4 separate regions of the Homo sapiens genome follow, and all the other regions are linked to region 3. The links are chromatin loops, found by intact Hi-C in ENCODE. Cell type or tissue: CD4-positive, alpha-beta T cell. All regions are shown on one strand. Region 1 overlaps SCOC-AS1 (SCOC antisense RNA 1). Region 2 overlaps SCOC-AS1 (SCOC antisense RNA 1). Region 3 holds the start of LOC124900783 (a long non-coding RNA gene). Region 4 has its middle 14 kb from the start of MGST2.

What was found. Hi-C counts contacts between places; a loop is a spot of excess contacts. Peaks named below come from ENCODE experiments on the same cell type or tissue, not always from the same donor. Only the 100,000 strongest peaks of a DNase experiment are listed, where the experiment ranks them.
Region 1: a loop joins it to region 3, with 13 times the contacts of the local background. A loop is called at or near these places in 23 of 110 quality-filtered maps.
Region 2: it touches region 3 in a loop (15-fold over the local background); 50 of 110 quality-filtered maps call a loop at or near these places.
Region 4: it touches region 3 in a loop (2.1-fold over the local background); 10 of 110 quality-filtered maps call a loop at or near these places.

Annotation. Positions count from the first base shown.
Region 1 is chr4:140,357,346-140,362,345 of GRCh38, forward strand. All of the region lies in intron 2 of SCOC-AS1 (SCOC antisense RNA 1), which reads right to left. It also overlaps a transcript of SCOC not described here. Among named protein-coding and RNA genes, the nearest start is that of SCOC-AS1, 14 kb to the right of the region's middle. In CD4-positive, alpha-beta T cell, CTCF peaks have their summits at 2,838 and 3,042; DNase peaks (open chromatin) are centred at 2,656 and 2,926.
Region 2 is chr4:140,323,882-140,328,881 of GRCh38, forward strand. All of the region lies in intron 2 of SCOC-AS1 (SCOC antisense RNA 1), which reads right to left. It also overlaps a transcript of SCOC not described here. Among named protein-coding and RNA genes, the nearest start is that of SCOC-AS1, 47 kb to the right of the region's middle. In CD4-positive, alpha-beta T cell, no CTCF peak of the experiment used is centred here; no DNase peak of the experiment used is centred here.
Region 3 is chr4:140,010,546-140,015,545 of GRCh38, forward strand. All of the region lies in intron 1 of MAML3 (mastermind like transcriptional coactivator 3), which reads right to left. It overlaps LOC124900783 (a long non-coding RNA gene), which reads left to right and starts at 1,090. Exons shown (of 3, transcript XR_007058278.1): 1 at 1,090-5,000. In CD4-positive, alpha-beta T cell, CTCF peaks have their summits at 2,262 (motif pointing right) and 2,468; a DNase peak (open chromatin) is centred at 2,266.
Region 4 is chr4:139,648,819-139,653,818 of GRCh38, forward strand. No RefSeq gene overlaps it. Among named protein-coding and RNA genes, the nearest start is that of MGST2, 14 kb to the right of the region's middle. RefSeq lists a silencer at 2,737-3,031. In CD4-positive, alpha-beta T cell, a CTCF peak has its summit at 2,959 (motif pointing left); a DNase peak (open chromatin) is centred at 2,943; H3K27me3 peaks cover 317 bases.

The DNA of each region.
Region 1 (5,000 bases), 350 kb after region 3:
CACTTATATTCACTTCATTTCTTCTCCAGTAAATTTGTCTTCAAATTTTTCACCAGTAGAGATAGGGAAGGGCATTCAACAAGGAAAAGTGGAATATTCCTTTATCCATTCACCCATTACATACCCAGCTGTCAGTTCCGTGTATCTGATTTGACTCTCAGCCTGGCACCTCCTGCAGTGAATGCCACTGGATGGAAGTGGGTGTAGACAATGCATGTTCCTATTGCCATGTGGCTGGGCTCCTGAAGTTGTTAACCTTAATTTCCCTAAGGAGATAAGGTGTTTATAAACCAAACATTGGTATTTTCACTTGGATCTCAAAGCCAGGACTCACATTAGGATTATGACCTTAAATTCTACATATCAGATATGCCACTTTGTCAAAATGGTGAGACAGATCAGAGCTGCCTTTGCCATCTCACTATACTACTTTTCCTAACCCATCGTAGTTGGTATTATTTTCGTCATTCTAATAAAGAATGACGAATAGTAGCATCTTTAATTCGTTATACCCCACATCTTCTCTTTCTCCCCTTTTCCTCATTCCCTCAACAAATGTTTTATCCACTGTGTCCTTTGTTGTAATCTTGCCTCTGATCCTCTCTTGAGTGCTTTCTGTGGTGTATGTCTCCTTTCCATTGCTGTGTTCTGTCTTCCTTCCCTTCCTTTCTCTCTCTCTAACGCCTATGCACTCCTAATCCCTTTGCTTTCTCGCCCTGGTCTCAGGGCCTGACCTTTGCACTCCACTCTTCTGTCCTTCCCCTGATTCACACTCCCTATTGTATTGATGGCTTACAGGTTTGGAGATAAAGCAACACCTGAGTTGAATACTTTTTTAAAAAGTTTTACCTTTATTATTTTAAGTAAAAGGAAAAAGAAATCTTTGGCTCAGATAACTTTGAGTTTACGCACTTGTAATTTGCATTACCAGATAGTTACGATCATTGCTGCTAAGTCCATTAACTGTTCACATACAAACATTGCTGCTAAGAGCTAACATTTCCCTTGTTTATTACCCATTTATGGAGTATTTTTCTTAGAAACACTGAGTAATGACTAAGTTTCCAAGCTCTAGAGTTGAAGTCCCTGCAATCAAATCCTTGCTCAGCTAGCTGTGGTAACATTGGGCAAATTATTTAACCTCTCTAAACTTCAGTTTCCTGTTGATAAGGCTACTGTATGGCTGAGTTAGCCTATAGTGCCTGCCAGCCTTCTCAGCCTGGGTTCTGAGAGGGAACTAAGCCTTCCTAAGGTGTTCATTGTATGCATTGAATTAAATTCTTTCATTGCATCTAGAAAGGTACTAGTTATACAACACCCTTGGGAGAATTCAGAAAGTAGTCACTCAAATCCTTTTCTGTGTTTTGTGGTTCATTTGGGGAAACCTGGTTGAGAAAGGCTAGGATTCTGAAATAGAAAATTCCCTTTGGAAAACTGCATAAAATTTACTTAGCCTTCTTAAAATAGAATCACCATTCCATTTTAATCACCATTCTATTAAATGGAATCACCATTTCAAGAAAGAGGAAGAACTTATATTTCTGTCACCTAGAATACCTATTCATTTGGACCAAGAACTCTTTGATTTATGAAAGTTGAACAGATTAAGTGCAATTCCACCAGGATTTAACATGTATATAACATATTTTGCATTTTCATTCAGTGTTTGTTACAGAATGAGAGAAATGTCTTTAAGAAACTATTTGTTCTGTATATTATGGCTGTGTAACAATTTACCCACAAGTTTGTGTTGTAGAGCGACAGCGTTTCATTTTGCTCACTATTTTGTGGCTGAGTGATTCAGGAAGGGCTTAGCTGAGCAGTTCTCCCTTAGGGGTCTCTCCTGCAGCTACAGTCAGATGTGGGTGGGGGCTGCGGTCATCTGAAGTTAGACAGGCTGTGTATCCAAGGTGGCTCACTCACACAGCCACGGTGGAAGCTGGCTGCTGGCTGGGAGCTGAGCTGGAGCTGTCATTTTGAGCACCTACATATGGTCTCTTCAGTATAGTGGTTTGGGGGGAATTGTATTTCTTCTTGGTGGCTAGTTTTCCCTAGAGTAAATGTTCTAAGACCAACAAGGAAGGTTGTGTGTACTTTTTATGATTGATTCTTAGAAGTCACACAGCGTCACTTCCATTACACTCTCTGGGTGGAAGCAGTCCCAAGCCTGTTCAGCTTCAAGGGGAAGGAACGTAGGAGAGGATGTCTGTGAGGGCATGTCAAGGGATTTGTGACCATTTAAAAAATCACCACAGCTGGTCCTCTGGACACAGATTATTTATATCCTTCTAAATTTACATCCTTCCAAATGCAAAATACATTTACTCTCTCAAGACGCCCCAGAAGTCTCATTCAATATGACATCAGACTCAGGCTGGAGACGTGGGATCTAAAGATGCCCATGCAGATATGAGTGAGGCTCCTCAGGGATGGTCCTTCAGATGCTTTGTACTCTCTCTAAAGACCTGTGAATTAAAGGCTCCTCACACACCCAGGATACAATAGTGAGGGATAGGACAGCATACATGCTCTTCCTCCGCATGGAACTCTAAACAAGATCCCATTTTTTCTTTAGTCGCTTGGGTTCTACTACCAGGCAGGCAGTGTGCTAGAGTCAGAAGACTTTTTGTCGCCCCCTTGTGGTGAGGCTTCAGGCAAGCCACTTGACTCCTCTGGGTCTCATTTTCCAGGTATAATGAAATAAGACTGACAGGTCCCTTGAGAACTATTTCAGCTCAACAGTTCTGTGATTTCGTGAAATGCCAAAATTGTGCTACTTGGATATGAACAGACACAAATCATTGTGCATAATTAAGAACATTCCACAAGTAGAGAATGTTACTAAAGGATAAAATTAAAGTATGAATTAATAAAGAAGTAAATTTTGTGGGAAATAGAAGCTGATTTTGAACCAATTTTGCCACTAGAGGTCACCAGCATACCATCTCAAAGAGAATAAATAGGCTTTTGTCACTAATAGTTCCCTGTGTAGAACCCCTAAGTGGCATTCACGGTGTCTTTTCATTTACTTGGAATATCTCCTGACAGTTGTCAGAGACATATGTTATGATGAGGTGATGTCAGTGTCCCTCTAGGTGATGTTCCCAGTGTACCTAACGTTCTGTAAGCGTGAAGAGCCACCACCGGAACAGTAAGGAAAATGACTTTCTAGGATTTTCTGCTTTCTCACTGGGATGCGATGAGGGGCAGAGAGATAACTTGATAGGAAGTAATATAAGCTCTGAGGCGAAAAGGCAATGTGGAAATCCAGTGTCATCCTCAAATGCAGCACAGACATGTCAGCTTTTTTATGACACAGAGAAAGTACGGACTGGGAACAGAGCACTCGTTTATTCAGCCAATGTCTGTGGACCTGCCTTCAGGCACTGTGCTTGGCAGGGGCTATATCAATGGAGAAGATGCAGTTACTACCCTCAAGGGATTTAAGAAATGAAGTACAGGAGGTTTCTATTCAGATTCAATATTTTAATAAAAAATGTTTTTATTAATGGCCATTGACTTCTACTGATGCTTCCTGAATCTCCAGCTCGTGTGGTTCTCTTCCTTTTTGAACTTTAGATATCCATCCAGCACCTTCTGCGACATTTTGTAGTATTTCCCTTAAGATACTGTATAAAGAAGGAGGAAGAAAAATAGGAATTTGACACAGAACTAAAGATTATTCCATTTAGAGGTTTTTGGGAGAAGCAGGCTGGGATGGGCCCTGAGTTTCGCTACATATTTTTGCTGGTATGCCAAGAGTACTGACACCATGCCAGGCAACTTCTCTCAGATTTTCTTATTTTATCTTGCTGACAGACCTGTAGGGACAGGCACTGTAATCACCATTTCTGTCAATGGTCCCTTGCAGCACGGCAGTGGGTTTTTTTTTTTTTTTCTGGAAAGTGATGCTAAGAGTACACTTTAGGACTTTTATATCAAAGCTAGAACTGACTGTCACGTGACAATGTTAAAATGCTGACTTCAGTTGCGGCCAATGGTGCTTGTTAGGAAAAACTCTATTAAACTGTATTTTAGGCCAGCGCAGTGGCTCACACTTGTGATCTCAACATTTTGGAAGGCCAGGGTGGGAGGATCACTTGAGCCCAGGAGTTTGAGACCAGCCTGGGCAATATAATGAGACCTCATCTCTACAAGAAATAAGATTAGCGAGGCATGGTTCTGTGCCTGTAGTCCCAGCTATTTGAGAGGCTGAGGCAAGAGAATCACTTGAGCCCAGGAAGTTGAGGCTGCAGTGAGCCATGACTGTGCCACTGCACTCCAGCCTTGGTGACAAAGTGAGATCCTCTCTCTAAATAAATAAAATAATGTATTTTAACGTAAAACTCTTTGGGTGGGACAAACAATGCTCCAAGTAAAATTAATACCTTGAAACGTAAAGAGTCATGGAGATCTCCTGTGAAGAAACTTCTGTGAGTGACAAGAATGGATTCAGAATACCTCTGAGGACTACATCTATTTTCTCCCAAAATGAAAGCTACAAGATACTTTCTTGTAATGCGCTTCATGTAGTACAAAAAGAAAATCTACAAACTCTAGAACTCATAATTCTATAATAAAGAATGAGTTGCAAGGAATTCTGGGCTCTTTCAATAACTTGAGGAGCTATTTCTTCTAAGGCTGAAGGGGACTTGAACTTGATTTAAATTGGTTGTCATCAGCCTTTAGAGCAGACACTGAGAGTGATTCTGAGCACGACACAGACACAGCCCCTATCCCTTAGTAGCAAGGCTTTCTTTAGTTTTCTGCCTTCACTGAAGAAGGAAAGAGAGAGCCTGGCCATATCTTTGCTTCACACTGGGCATGATTTGCTTCACTGCGATGAGTGTTACTAACTATCCTGGTAATTACTAATTTTAAGCAATTGTTTTAAAACAAACTAAAGACCGGCTAAAGACAGGTGTGTCCTTACTTCTTCTTCTTCTTCTTCTTCTTTTTTTTTTTTTTTTGTGAGAGTCTCGCTCTGCTGCCCAGGCTGG
Region 2 (5,000 bases), 310 kb after region 3:
TTACCCTAAGACTCAAACCAGCTTGCACATTGCAAGAAAAGAAAACTATAGCCCAAGATACGTCATGAAAATAAATGCAAAAAATGCTCAACAAAATATTAGCAAATCAAACATTGCAATATATTAAAAGAATAGTATATAACCAATTGGGGTTTATAGCAGATCCCAGGAAAGAAAATCAGGCTTACATTTAAAAAATCAATCAATGTAATTCATTATATTATATACATTCATCTCAATAGAAACAAAAACAAAATCAATGAAATTCAACATCCATTCATGACAAAAGTCTCAGAAAACTAGGAATAGAAGAGAACTTCTTTAACTTTATATAGGAAAGCTATGAAATACCTACAACTAGCATCATACTTAAGAGTAAAATACTGAATGTTTTACCCTCCAAAACTGGGAATAAAGCGAGGATGTCCTCTCTGACTATCCCCAATCAACACCAGACTGGAAGTCATAGCCAGTGAAATAAGCCAAGAAAAACAAATAAATAGCATACAGCTTTGAAAGGAAAAAGATAAGCCTGTCTTTAATTGAAGATGACATGGTTATCAATGTAGACAATTCCAAAAATATACAAAACACTCCGAGAACTCATAAGTACATTTAAAAAGGTCAATATACAAAAACCAATCATATTCCTATATTCCAGAAATGAATAGTTGTCATTTGATATTAAGAAACAAGATCATTTACAATTGCACTGAAAAAGTTAAGTACTTAGGTATAAGTCTATTAAAACATGTGCATGGTCTATATGTTGAAAATGACACTGATGAAAGGTATTAAAGAAAAATCTAAACACATTGACAGATACACTGTGTTCATGATTTGGAAGCATTAATATTATTAAGAGGCCAGTTCTCCCCAGTTTGATCTGTAGATTCCATGAAATCCCAATCAAAATCCAGTAAGCTTTTTATAGATGATGACAAGCTAATTTTTAAACTTATATAGAAAGGCAAAGGACCTAGAATAGCCAAAGCAATGCTGAAAAAGAAAAAAAAAAGTTGGAGGATTCATGCTAGGATTTCAAGACTTATTCAAAACCTATACTAATCAAGACAGTATTGAATAAGCTAAAGGACAGACACATGGAGCAATGGAACAGAAAAGAGAATTCATAAATAGATCTACAGAAATATTGTCAGCTGATTTTTAACAAAGGTGCCAAGACAATGCAATGGACATAGGATAGTTTTTCAGAAAATGATGCCAGAATAGTCCATTTGCAAAAAATGAATCTCCCTGTACCTTAAACAAAAATTAACTAAAAATGGATAATAAACCTAAATGCAAAACATAAAACTATAAAATGTCTAAAAGAAAACATAGAAAATTTGTGTGATCTTGGGTTTGGCAATGGGTTGTTAGATACAACAATAAAAGCACAATCCATAAAAGAAAAAAACTGATAAATTTGACTTTATCAAAATTTAAATCTTTGCTTTGCCAAAGATGCAGTTGAGAAAATAAAAAGACTGGCACAGAGGCAAGGCACAGACTGGGGAAAAAATTGCAAATCACATATCTGACAAAGACTCGTTTCCAGAGTGTATATATAATATGTCTCTCTCTATATAATGACATGTTAAAACTCAGTAATAAGAAACAACCCAATCTTACAAACGGGCAAAATATCTGAACAGATATTTCTTTAAGAAGATATCAATAGCAAATAAATATAAAAGAGGTGTTCAGCATCATTTGTTATCAGAAAAATGTAAATGAAAACCATAATGTGATAGCACTACACACCTATCAGAATTTCTGGAATAGAGAAAAACGTGGCAGTATGGTGAGATGCAAAGCAACAGGAACTCTCATTCATTGCTGTTGAGCATACTAAATAGCACAACCAGGTTGGAGGACAATTTGGAAATTTCTTATAAAGTTAAACATATACTTACCACATGATCCAGAAATCCCAATCCAAGGCATTTATCCAAATGAGTTGAAAACTAATGTTCATACAAAAATTCATATAAAAATGTGTATAACAACTTTATTCACAGTCATTCCAAACGAGAAACAGCTGCAATGTCCTTCAGTAGGTAATGGAATAAGGAACTGTGATATATCCGTACAGTAGGCTATTGCTCAACAATAAAAATGAATGCATTATCGATTTACACAACAACACGGATCTTAAATGCATTCTGTAAGTGAAACAAGCCAGACCCAAAAGGCTACATATTATATGATTTCATTTTTATGACATCGTGTAAAAGGCACAACTATAGGGATAGAAAACAGGTCAGTGGTTCAGTGGTTAGCAGGGTTGAGGGAAACGGGAGAGGTTTTCTACAAAGGGACTGGATGAGAAGTAATTTTTAGCATGATGAAACGGTTCTATACATTACTTGGGCAGGTGGATACATGGCTCTATGCATTTTCAAACCCCATAGAACAGTAGTCTACAAAGAGTGAACTTTACTGTATGCAAATTGAAAAAAAAATCAACGAGGATGTTTAGGGGGAGATCCCAATAGGCAACACAGAAAAAAGTTATTTGCTGAGCAGCAACTTTTAAAGGTGCCAGAGAGTTAAAACAAAAGAAAACAAAACAAAAAAACAAAACAGCAATAAATATAGTGGCATGACTTCAAAAAAGTTCATTTATAATTTCTTCACTTGTGTCCACTGTGGTGAATTCTGTCAATGTGAGCTCCTGAAAAGCAAGGCCTGTGTTTGTCTCCCTCTGTAGGCCCACGCTTTACAGTACAGCATTTCTCAAATGAGTTATAGGCAGACCCCCCCCCCTACACTGTTAGGGAGAAAACAAACCTCCCGTGGACTTCTAATGCTAAAGTCTTTTATTATCTTGTTTTAAACATATGTTTAAACATACAAATATATAAATGCTTGTGTTTACAATTCTTATACACCTAGGAGACCATAACAAAATTATGAATTAGACACAAAGAACTGGAGCCCCAGTAAAGCTCAATCTGATAACATTCATTGGTGAAACTCAATCACTGCTCACAATGTGACTCTGCTCCTGAGGCCTGTGGTCTAGTCTTGGAAGTGGGCAGCCATGATAAATGTTGGAACTCAAATGTTTCCACCTTTATTCTCTCTTCTAATGATTACACAAACATCATTTTCACAGCAAACCTTGATGTTGTATAGGATGGCTTGAAGAAGTTGAAAATCACTTCCTACATCAGCACCATCAAAACTACTACTAGACCTTGTTATGATTTTCCTGTTCCCACCTGCATCTAACCTGTGATAAACAAAATTTAGTTTATGTTAAATTTGGCCCTTGTCCTCTAAGGAGTGTTAAGTGTGAAGCCATCACAGTGTTGCTGATGAACAGAATTTACCTCTGTTCGAAGAGCGAGGACTCTGTGATTATGTGGGAAGGCTCTGCTGTCTTTGTCTTCAGTCTTTGCCTGCTTTAGCAAATTCTGATAGGAGGAAGATGCAAACACCACTCTCAGGTGGGATTTCAAAATCCTGCACCATCAAACTGATCTGTTTTGAACTATATGGAGCTCTCTAAGGTTACAATAATTCTTTCTACTGTGCTTTCAATACTGAAAAAAAAAATCACTTATTAGTGGACAATTCAACAAGCAATTTAAATAGAAATTATTTTTAAAAACATGCTTGACACATAGCCAGACATAGTGGCACATGGCTGTAGTCCTAGCTACTTGGGAGGCTGGGGCTTGATCCCAGGAGGTAAAGGGCAGCTTGGATAACATAGCGAGACCCTGTTTCAAACAAAACAAATGTTTTGTTTGAAATGCTTGACAACTAATTATGTTGATTACCTATGATTTGGAGAAATCCATGCTATAACAATGAATAGTCAAGCGTTCACTCTGGAGTAATCCAACACTTTGCTGTATTCCATATGAAAATAAAACATGCCTTTGAATTTTTACAAGGATGCAGCCAGCTTTTGTTTGAATCTGTGAAATGGCAAGTTTGGGGCTGGACTAGGACTGTATCAGGGAAAGAAGCTGTTTGGCATGTTTTTTTTTTCTGTAGTGTTGAGCATTGCTGCTTGTTGGGCAGCTCAAAGGACAAGATATTCAAAGATCTCCCTGCCAGCAGGTGCCTCCAACGCCACACTTGAGAAGTGGATATGCGTGAGCCAAGTCCTGGCAGCCACACTCACCAGCCACGTAGTCCTTGGGGACATCACCAGACTCCTCGTGCTTCTGCTTCCTCACCAGTAATGAGTTTTAAATGGGAAGATGCAGGGAACATGCTGAGAAGAAAGCTTAGCACACAGGACATGCTCTATCATGTTAGCTCTTCTTACTGACACACTTAACACATTGGATTACAGTCACCCATCTCCTATTTTTGCTTTAAACCTAACTGGTCTATCAGTTCTTGAGGAGCAGGGACCACAACTTATTCCTCTCTGAATCCACAGTCCTGAGCATACAACACTCAGTGTTTTGAACTGAAGAAAGGGAATAGAATTGGAAAATTGTTCAAAAAAGAGCAAATTGATGAACACAACCAAGCAAGGGACAAAAATGAGTAATTTTCACCTCAGAGTGTAGGATAATAATTTCTGTGTGCCACCTTCGAGTCGACCTCTGTGCCCAACATTTTTTCACCTCAATGCATTTAACAAATTATTCCTCACAGTTCATTTGGGTACACTACTGGCTGCAATCCTGTAATTACAAGTTGTTTTTTCTGCTTCAAAATTGACCTGAATGCTAATAAGCAAAACCAACTAAAAAAATTCTTACCCTGAAGTTCTGGAAATGGTTTTGATCTGGGTGTTGGATACATATTACGTATCTGTACTCTTATAATTTGCACACTTTATTGTATGTATGTTATACCCAGTTAAACATTTTTTAAAGCCTTTTGCCTATCAAGAGTGATTCCATCTGACACATGTCTACAAGACTGTCACTGCCACCCTGGCTATCCCTTCCTTGGCATCTCCCAACCTACTGCTCCCAAAAATGTCCTGTATCTACTTAGCTTATAATCACAGGAAATCTGTA
Region 3 (5,000 bases):
TAAGTGCATTGCTAACTAGAAATAAGTCAATAAGTGTTGCCCAGTAATACGTTTTTAAGATGTCTACTTGAACTTATTTTGTTGAGTATGTTCATATACTTACAACAGTTTCATAAGGTCTGCTCATGTTAGGAAAAATCCTTTAAGATCAGTGAAAACAAAAAAAATGCCAAAATATTTTGAAACGGGGTGCATTTGATAAAAATATCAAGCTATTTCTAACTTGAATTAAGGGAAATGAATGACATAATGATCCCATTAAACAATATACATGAGGCCAGCCGCAGTGGCTCAAGCCTGTAATCCCAGCACCTTGGGAGGCCGAGGCAGGCAGATCACTTGAGGTCAGGAGTTCAAGACCAGCCTGGCCAACATGGTGAAACCCCGTCTCTATTCAAAAAGTAGCTGGGCATGGTGGCAAGTGCCTGTAATCCTGGTTAACTTGGGAGGCTGAGGCAGGAGAATTGCTTGAACCCAGGAGGCGGAGGTAGCAGTGATCCAAGATTGCACTGCTTGCACTCTAGCCTGGGCGACAGGGCTAGACTCTGTCTCGAAAAAAAAAAAAAAGTGTGTGTGTATATATATATATATACACATATGTCATATATATTTATATATATGACATATATGTCATATATATTTATACATATCTGACAAATATATATTTTGTTATATATATAAAGTGTGCATATATATATATATATATATGACAAACAGACCCAAAAAACTTTACTTTGATGACTTTACCAAACAGAGAAAAGACATTGATTGGTTTTACTCAAGGTTTTCTTGTTTTGTTTTTTTTTTTTTGAGACGGAGTCTCCCTCTGTCGCCCAGGCCGGACTGCGGACTGCAGTGGCGCAATCTCGGCTCACTGCAAGCTCCGCTTCCCGGGTTCACGCCATTCTCCTGCCTCAGCCTCCCGAGTAGCTGGGACTACAGGCGCCCGCCACCGCGCCCGGCTAATTTTTTGTATTTTTAGTAGAGACGGGGTTTCACCTTGTTAGCCAGGATGGTCTCGATCTCCTGACCTCATGATCCACCCGCCTCGGCCTCCCAAAGTGCTGGGATTACAGGCGTGAGCCACCGCGCCCGGCCGTTTTCTTGTTTTTATGGGAGGTTGAGGAGTGGTTCAGGTGAACTAATGGCCTTAATGATTTTTACTATTGCTTCAGGTTTGGCTAAATACATCTAACCTCTCTGCCTGTTTGTGCACTGCAGTTTCTGTATATGCAGAGGACAGGTGTTTTTAGTATACTAAGCACTTTTCTAAAATGCAATTAATGATTCATTCTCATATTTAATCCACTTTAAACATTCCACCACTGAAAAAAGGTGAAAAGGGAGGAAAAACTTTTTTATGGAGAATTACAATGGAAATTTCTTCCTGCCTAAATTATTAAAAGTTCCAAATTAGTAAGTCTAAGTTCATTTTTATCATACATTACAGAAGTGATCTAAATCTCAAAAAAAAAAAAAGTCTACAGATGTTTTAGGCAATTACCTATTATGTAATGCCTCTTCAATCAGCCATATTTTATTGCAAGGAAGGGGTCTTAAAATAGAAAGTTTTGAAAAACAGGGAATTCTTATAAGTTTGGCAACCCAAAAAATTTTATTTTGGAGCTATTCAATGAGAAAAAGAAGATAAAAGAATTAATGTTGTATAGAGTGAAAAACAAGTTTTGCTTGTGAAATTTAAGCTTTGGTTTGGTTTCTACGAGGTAGAAAATAACCTGTTATATTTTATGTGTCAGAGGACATAAATTATGAGTGTTATAGGCTGTAGGTGACAGACATACCTGGAAGGTCAACGAGACTCAAGATCTCTGTTGTCTCAGCATGCTCCCTCTTCCCAGCCTCCTGTATGCAATCAGTCGTCCAGTTCATCAGTTCTTTCTTCCTCTTGCCTACAGTTCTCAGTTTCCTCCCATTCACTTTACTCCTGTCCAAGGCCAGCACTTAGGACTTCACACTTGTATTTCTAAAGTGACCACCACATCAGCTTCCTGTCTTCATTGTCTCATGAACTTCACCACCAAATAAAATGTTCCTAAGTTCCATCTTGGGCATTTGTTTAACAGCCTTTCTATAGACCGCTTTGCTTAATAATTTAAAATCTGTACCTTTTTACCCAGCCAGTCAAGTTTCCCCAGGATCTGGCCCTAACCACCTCTTGAGGTCTAGGTTCTATTCCTCTCCTTCATCCTGAGTCTAATTATGCAGATATCCAATGAGACAACTGCCCTGGCACCATCCCATAGGGGGCACTGAAACACCACTAATCAATTAGAAATACAGCGCCGGTTAACTCAGGTTTCTACCCTCAAACTCCTTACTCATTGGTAAAATGTAAACAAGAGCCATTCCCATAAAAGCACACAATATACCCTGAGCAAAGAGATCAAGTGCCGGTATCCACGGAAATGACCTCTATCCGTGGTGCGTATGACTAATCATATCCAATTATGAGTGCTTTTTAAAAAATGAAAGACAAGTCCAAATAGGTTAAAATGTCATGTTGCATTCCCAGCATATAACAGACATCTTATTTTGAAAATAAAGAAAGAACTATTTGGGTATACCTATTTTATTAATAGAAAACCATTCTTTCCTTTACTCTTCCACTAGAAAATGTCAAATATTTAAGGAGTCAAATGATTAGCTCATCAGGGGCACGCACGCATCTCAGTCCGCCTTCACCCTTGCCATCTTGTCTCCCTACAGTCCATGAACACAGCCTGCATTCTTCCCCTTGCCTATGCATATGCCGTTTCTTCCTCTGGAATATCTTCCTTACTTTTCCCTCAGCCACCTGCAATCCTAACTGTTCTTTAAGATGCAAGTGATTTTCTACATTTTTCCATAACATCCTCCTCACTCTCACTAGCCATTAAGTAGTCTCTGTTACCGCAAATCCTATGTTATCTCTGACATGATACCACACTGTCTTTTGTGCCCGTTTTTCTTTTTCAAGAAAAAATATACACCTACCTCATGCCAAACTTTTTTCTAAGAGTCTTAAATGCATTTTTCCATGTATTCTTCAAAATAACCTTTGACACTATTATTTCCATTTTCTAGATGAATAAACTGAGCTTTATGGAAATTAGATTACTTGCTCAAAGTCATACAACCAAGAAAAAGCCTGATTCCAATCCAAGTGTGTCCATTTCTGGAGCATGAGCTCTGACCATAATGCCATAGGGCTTCAGTCTTACTTCCCCATCCCCAGTGTAAATTCCTTCATTACTTGAGGACAAGCACTGTGTTTTGGGTACCTAGGTGCCTCTCCACAGTCCCCAATAGAGAACCTTTCTGGACCATAACAGATACTCAGCAAAGGTATATAAATGATGGTGCTGAGATTCTTTGGACCTTCTGATAGGAATGCGGTGTGGATCCCATTACACTTTCAGCTGTTCTGAAAGCACTTGAGAATGGGATGAGGCTTCTTTCAGTGGTATGGGCAAAGCCAATCGCTGCAGGAGCAACATTACAGATGCTCCACAATGTGGAACCATCTTTCTGTGATCTCCTAAATTGGCCTTATATATTTCACAACTTTTACATCTTTTCTAGTCAACTTCTTTCTAAATTCTTCTAAAGGGCTCATCATCTAACACTATTCTGACTTCCCAACACTGTAGTAAAGCAGTAAAGCAATGCCATATGCTCATTTGTTAAGCAGCTTGACATAAATATCCAACCAACCAGAGAGTAGAGAAATTAAAATGACAAAGCACGATAAATGATCAAAAAATATAGATGTCCAAAAGCCGAATGTAGACACAATTTAAAATTAGAAGACTCATCAAAGTGGGAGGGGCTGGAAAGATTAGTTACATGTTTATTATTGCAAAAACTAGGAACAGCCTAAATGTCCAAAAGAAAGGGACTGCTTAACTAAACAATGGTGTGTCCAAACAACGGAATACCACACAGTCATCAGAAATTAGTCATTCGACAAATATTCATTGAGTGCCTCATGTACATGAGGTAAATGAAAAAGAAATGATACCTGCCTTCATGGTGCTTAGAGTCTAAATGATGATACAGAAGTATATATAATGACAAAAACAATTTTATATTGCTGGGTGACGTGGTAGGTTACAATAGAGTAAATCTGTGTGAATTAGTTTTTTTGTTGTTGCTGTTGCTCATAACTTGAAGATATATTTGTTCTGTGTTCACACCTTGCCTTGAAGATGTTTAAGTTCAGCATTAACGTCATAGGAAGTGGTAAACTTCAATCACTCCCTTCCTTAGGGACACTAGGATATTGAAAAGACTAAAATACTGAAAGACCTAATTATATGTGTATAGGAAGAATGGAAAAGCTGGCATTATTTCATAAAAGTAGACATCCAAGTGAGTTGGTCTGGCAATATTAAATTTTACAGAAGAAAGTAAAGTTGCACATTCAAATTAAAACTGAAAAGTATTTCAAAATTCAAAAATTCAAAAAATTTAAAAAGTAATTAAAAATTTAAAGTGAAAATGAGGCAAGTACAAATCAAATAAAGATTAGTTTGAATTCCAATTGAAACTAATTTTCAGATAGCTCTTTGAAATATATATTCCCTGTAAGCATACATTATTTTAAAGTATGAATTAAAAGTCTTCCACTGACCAATTACAACACAGAAGTATTGTCTACTGATGCACTTTTTAAAAGAAAAAAGTCAGAAAAAGAAAAGCAAAGTCAAGTACGCAAAGAAAAAAGAGAATGAAATTTAAAATCATGAAACATCAATAAAAAGGATGTCTATCACTCTGGGTTACCCTGTTTTGCATAAGTCCTGAAGACATAACTAACTAGCAAGAACAGAAGCTCTATAATTTCTTAAGGTAAAAAATAATAAACTATAAGATTTATAATATTCGAACTTCTTTACTCTTCAAATTCTTAATTTTTAGAAATGGAGAGAAACTTCCTCAAATTGATGAAGAGCATCTAAAAAAAGTCTATCATTAAAATAGTTATTGTTGAAAGACTG
Region 4 (5,000 bases), 360 kb before region 3:
TGTCCCCAAAGGAGCACAACTCTTTTTTTTTTTTTTGAGATGGAGTCTCGCTCTGCCAGGCTGGAGTGCAGTGGCGCCATCTCAGCTCACTGCAACCTCCTCCTCCTCCCTCATTCAAGAGATTCTCCTGCCTCAGCCTCCTGAGTAGCTGGGACTACAGGTGCATGCCACCACACCAGGCTAATTTTTTTGTATTTTTAGCAGAGGCGGGGTTTCACCATGTTAGCCAGGATGGTCTCGATCTCCTGACCTTATGATCCGCCCGCCTCGGCCTCCCAAAGTGCTGGGATTACAGGCGTGAGCCACCACGCCTGGCCAAAAGAGAGCAACTCTTAACTGTAGGAGGCTGGACTCACAATTATTGCCTGCACTCAGTTGTGGCTGCATTTCAGCTTCATGTAACTTTAACTTTATTCAAGTACAAAAATCATATGTCTTAAATAAGGCAAGCTGCCCCATTGAGTGGGTTGAGAATTACTTAGGTCAGCAGACAGTGCTAGTTTGCCATCTAAGGGGATAGCAGAGTGGTTTTTGGGAATAGCAGGTGTTGGAGGTCCACAGGTATCAAAGTGATCTTATGATCACCGCCCAGCTTCGAGAAAACCCTGATCCCAGACCCCAGGCCTTATTGGCCTCATCAAGCAGAAGCTGCTTTATTTATTTCACTTCGCACACACACTCTCTCTCTCTCTCTCTCTCTATATATATGTATATATATAATTTTCCCTCTGGGAGGGGACAAATTCTTTGGGATTTCTTTTCTTTTAGAGACAGGATCTGGCTCTGTTACCCTTGCAAAGTGCAGTGGTGCAATCACAGCTCACTGCAGCCTCCAACTTCTGGGCTCAAGTGATCCTCCTGCCTCATCCTCCCGCCTCATCCTCCCAAGTAGCGGGACTGCAGTTGTCTGCCACCACATCTGGCTAGTTACAAAAATTTTATTTTATTTTTTTGTAAAACGTGGACTGTCTACGTTGGCCAGGCTGGTCACAAACTCCTGGCCTCAAGTGATCCTCATTCTTTGGGGTTTCTTAATTTTATATGACTTTCTTCTAAACAAGGCACCATGTAGCCTGGCCTGGGACACTTCTGGGTTGAACAGACCCTCTGCTTTAAACTTTCAACCTGAAGACAACTCTGCTACCTCTACAGTCACCCAGGTTATATCAGGTAGATCTAGGACGCCTTCTCAGCACCATCTTCCAGGTTAGAAAAATCTCAGAGAATGAGGGAGTTCTATGAACTCCAGGAATGGTCTGCTTTGGAGGACATCCAAAGGAGAGTGAACAGAGAAAGGACAGCTTTTCACAAAGAAGTGGACACTGGTGATGTTCTGGTCATCAATAGAGACCTCCAAACCAGATCTATCCAGGTAACTATGTGAGGCTCCTGGGAGGGAAGATTAATCTTAAAATTACTTGGATCATTTCAGCCATATTTACCCTTAGTGTCACACAATTGATGAGCTTCATTTGTTAGTGAGCATATTGTAACCTAGGACTTCTCCTGTGACCTCTAGGGGTCAAACATCTTTATTAAGCACAAAGTTGCACCCACTACTCAGAATTAAAATAAAATAAAATAAGTGATTCGGTCCTGTTATGGACTGAGTTGTATCCTCCCACTTCCAAAGTCATATGTTGAAGCCCTAGCTCCCAGTACCTCAGAATATGACTGTATTTGGAGACAGGCCACGTGATAGGCCGGGTGATAGGCTGGGTGCAGTGACTTATGCCTGAAATCCCAGCAATTTGGGAGGCTGAGGTGGGAGGATTGCTCTAGGCCAAGAGTTCGAGGTCAGCCTGGGCAACATAGGGAGACCCCTGTCTCTAGAAAAAATTTAAAAATTAGGTGGGCGTGGTGGCACACACCTGTAGTCCCAGCAACTCCGGAGGCTGAGGTGAGAGGATCACTTGAGCCCGGGAGGTTGAGTCTGCAGTGAGCCATGTTCACGCCACTGCACTCCAGCCTGGGCAACAGAGTGATGCCCTGTCTTTAAAGTAAAAAAAAAAGGTGGTGGGGTTGTGGTGATGAAGTTAAAATAAGGCTGTTAGGATGGGCTCTAATGCAATCTGACTGGTGTCCGAAAAGGAGATTAGGACACACAGAGAGACACCAGGGTGCACATAGAAAAGACCCTGTGAGGACACAGTGAGAAGGCAGCTATCTGCAAGCCCAGGAGAGAGGTATCGGAAGAAACAAAACCTATCCACACCTTGATCTTGGACTTACAGCTTCCAGAACTGTGAGAAAATAGATCTCTGAGAAAATAGAAGGCTTCATTTTCCTAAATAGCACTCTTTTTTGACGTTCTCCCTGCAGCTGGTCTCCCTCAAGCTGGTTTAAGCCACATAGTGTGTGGTACTTTATTATGGCAGCCACATCAGGCTAAGACAGGGCCCTTAGATTAGCACTTGTGTGTTGTGTGCATGTTCATGTGTATGTGTATGTTATGATATGTGCATGTTATGGTGTTATGAGATGTGTGTGTGTTATGATATGTGTGTGTTGTGCATGTCTGTGTTATGGTGTGTGTGTGTGTGTGTGTGTGCGTGTTGGGTAAGCAGGCAGGAAGGGATATGTCTGGGAAATGCCCCTCCAGTTGCTACAGGGAACTGCAGGTCTTGATTCTCCCTACCACCCATCTTGCCTGCTCCTCTCTGTCTTCAGGACACACTATTCTCTGATGTGGGTGGAACTAGTGCCCTTGTGTCAGAGATGGAGAGAAAATAGAATCAGAGATGTGGGTTAGCAGTAGGATGGGGAAGGAAGAAAGAAGCGAATTCATTTATAGTCTGCCGAGAGCCATCCAAGGATCCCGGTGGGAGACGGGGCAGGCAGAAGGCTTCATTTTCCTAAATAGAACTCTGTTTTGACATTCTCCCTGCAGCTGGCCTCCCCCACGCCTGTCTCGCCAAGTGAACTGATAAAAAGCAACAGGATTTTAGCCTTCCACTGCGCCATCTGGTGGCGTTCAGGGAGAGGTACAGTGGTTCTTGTGCATACACAGTCTATCCCAAACTTAACGCCTTCCTTTCTTTAAGAGGAGTGGATACAATGACTCCTGGGAAGAAAGCAATAGTGCAAAGAGCACTGGACTGGAGTCAAAAGTGGACTCTATCTCTGCATCTTATTAGCTGTACGATCTTGGGCAAGTTAAGTAATAACCTCTTTGCGACTCAGTTTCTATATGTAAGAAATATGAATCACTAATACCAACAGGATTTTGTGAGAATTCATTGAGAAAAAAGCACCCAGAACAGTACAGTATCAGGGATGTGGTGCCTTTGTTAATGATTCACGCCACTTTCCCTTCTTTCTCTCTTCTTGTATTTCTTTCTCTTCCCATGATTTTGTGACTGATCAAAAGTTTTTAGTGCCTTTTATGAAATTAGCTGGGGGAGGGCTGTTGGGAGAACCTGAGAGTTGGGAGGGCAGGAGGGTGCAGGTCATGGGAGCCTCAGCTGGGACTGGGAGACCACCAGGCCCTGCCCCTCATTTGGTCATTTGCAGGAATCAGAGCTAGTGTCACAGGCCTGCCCCTGACTTCTTGCTGCAGAAGGGATCTCACCTACCTATGACCAGAAACAAGAGGTGGTGAGCTCCCCATCACTTTAGGCATTCAGACCTAGATGATTTACATTATCAATTTTAAGACAGGCTTCAGGTCTGGGAATATTATGAGTTTATGAACTAAAGCAACGTTTACAAGAATGTAAGTCAAAGGCACCAATTATCTAAATAACACCTGATAGACTAACATGATGCACATGTAGAACATTTACAATTTTGGTTAAAGATGAGAGGGAGAAGAATGAGGAGAGTTACACATTGAGAAAGGGTTCTAACATATTAGAAAATAAAAAAATATTTTCCCCTCCCAGTTTTTTGTTTTGTTTTGTTTTGTTTTTTAAGACAGAATCTTGGTCTGTCGCCCATGCTGGAGTGCAGTGGTACACTGTCAACTCACTGCAACCTCCGCCTCCTGGGTTCAAGCGATTCTCCTGCCTCAGCCTCCTGAGTAGCTGAGACTACAGGTGCCTGCCACCACGCCCAGCTAATTTTTTTATTTTTAGTACGGACGGGGTTTCACCATATTGGCCAGGCTGGTCTTGAACTCCTGACCTTGTGATCTACATGCCTTGGTCTCCCAAAGTGCTGGGATTACAGGCGTGAGCCACTGCGCCTGCACTTCTCCTCCCAGTTTTTAAAAAATATATATCTGATGGGCCAAGAGAGATCTTGCCACTGCACTCCAGTCTGGGCAATGGAGCAAGACCCTGTCTCAAATAATAAATAAATAAATAAATAAATAAATAAATAAATAAATAAATAAATCTGATGATATCTCTCCTGCCAGCGTTGTGGGGCATGCTTGTTTGTATATGGCAGCTCTTGTGGAAGCCACGCTTTTTCCTGGGGTCGCTTCTGTCTTCTTTAACACCCTGTTCTGGAAATACGTAATTCAGCTGGTCAAGAGTCCCAGCCTGACACCTGCAAAATATTTCTCACACAGGAAACAAGAATCAGGGACAGACCCTTAAGCCTTCTTGGGGCCCTGTGGTCTCAAGATCAATGACCTTGACCATCTTTGGTGACCTGGGCTCCCACTTCTTGTCATTTCTAATGGACTCACAGGCACTTCAAACCTAGCCCCCTCCTTTGGTCTAAATTCTGTGGCAGTAAATTGCCCCATCATTAATGTATCTAGCTGTTCAGAAACCAGAAATGTGGAAATCCTTAACTCCTCTTTTCTCTCCCTCTTTGCTTTATCAGGCACGTCCAGTGCAGCGCCCAATTTTCTGGAGCTCATCCTGTCTCCTGAATTTTCAATCATGCACTCTACCTTGGCTCTGCTGTGGCCAGCTGACTTCCGGTGGGGCCTCTGCAATCCTGCCACCTAAGGGCCACCAGCCATACTCCTGGTGTCCCTGGCTCCTGTCTGAAGTGCCACACTTGCAGGGCATGGGGTGGTATCACTGGAGCCAAATGATGAACCC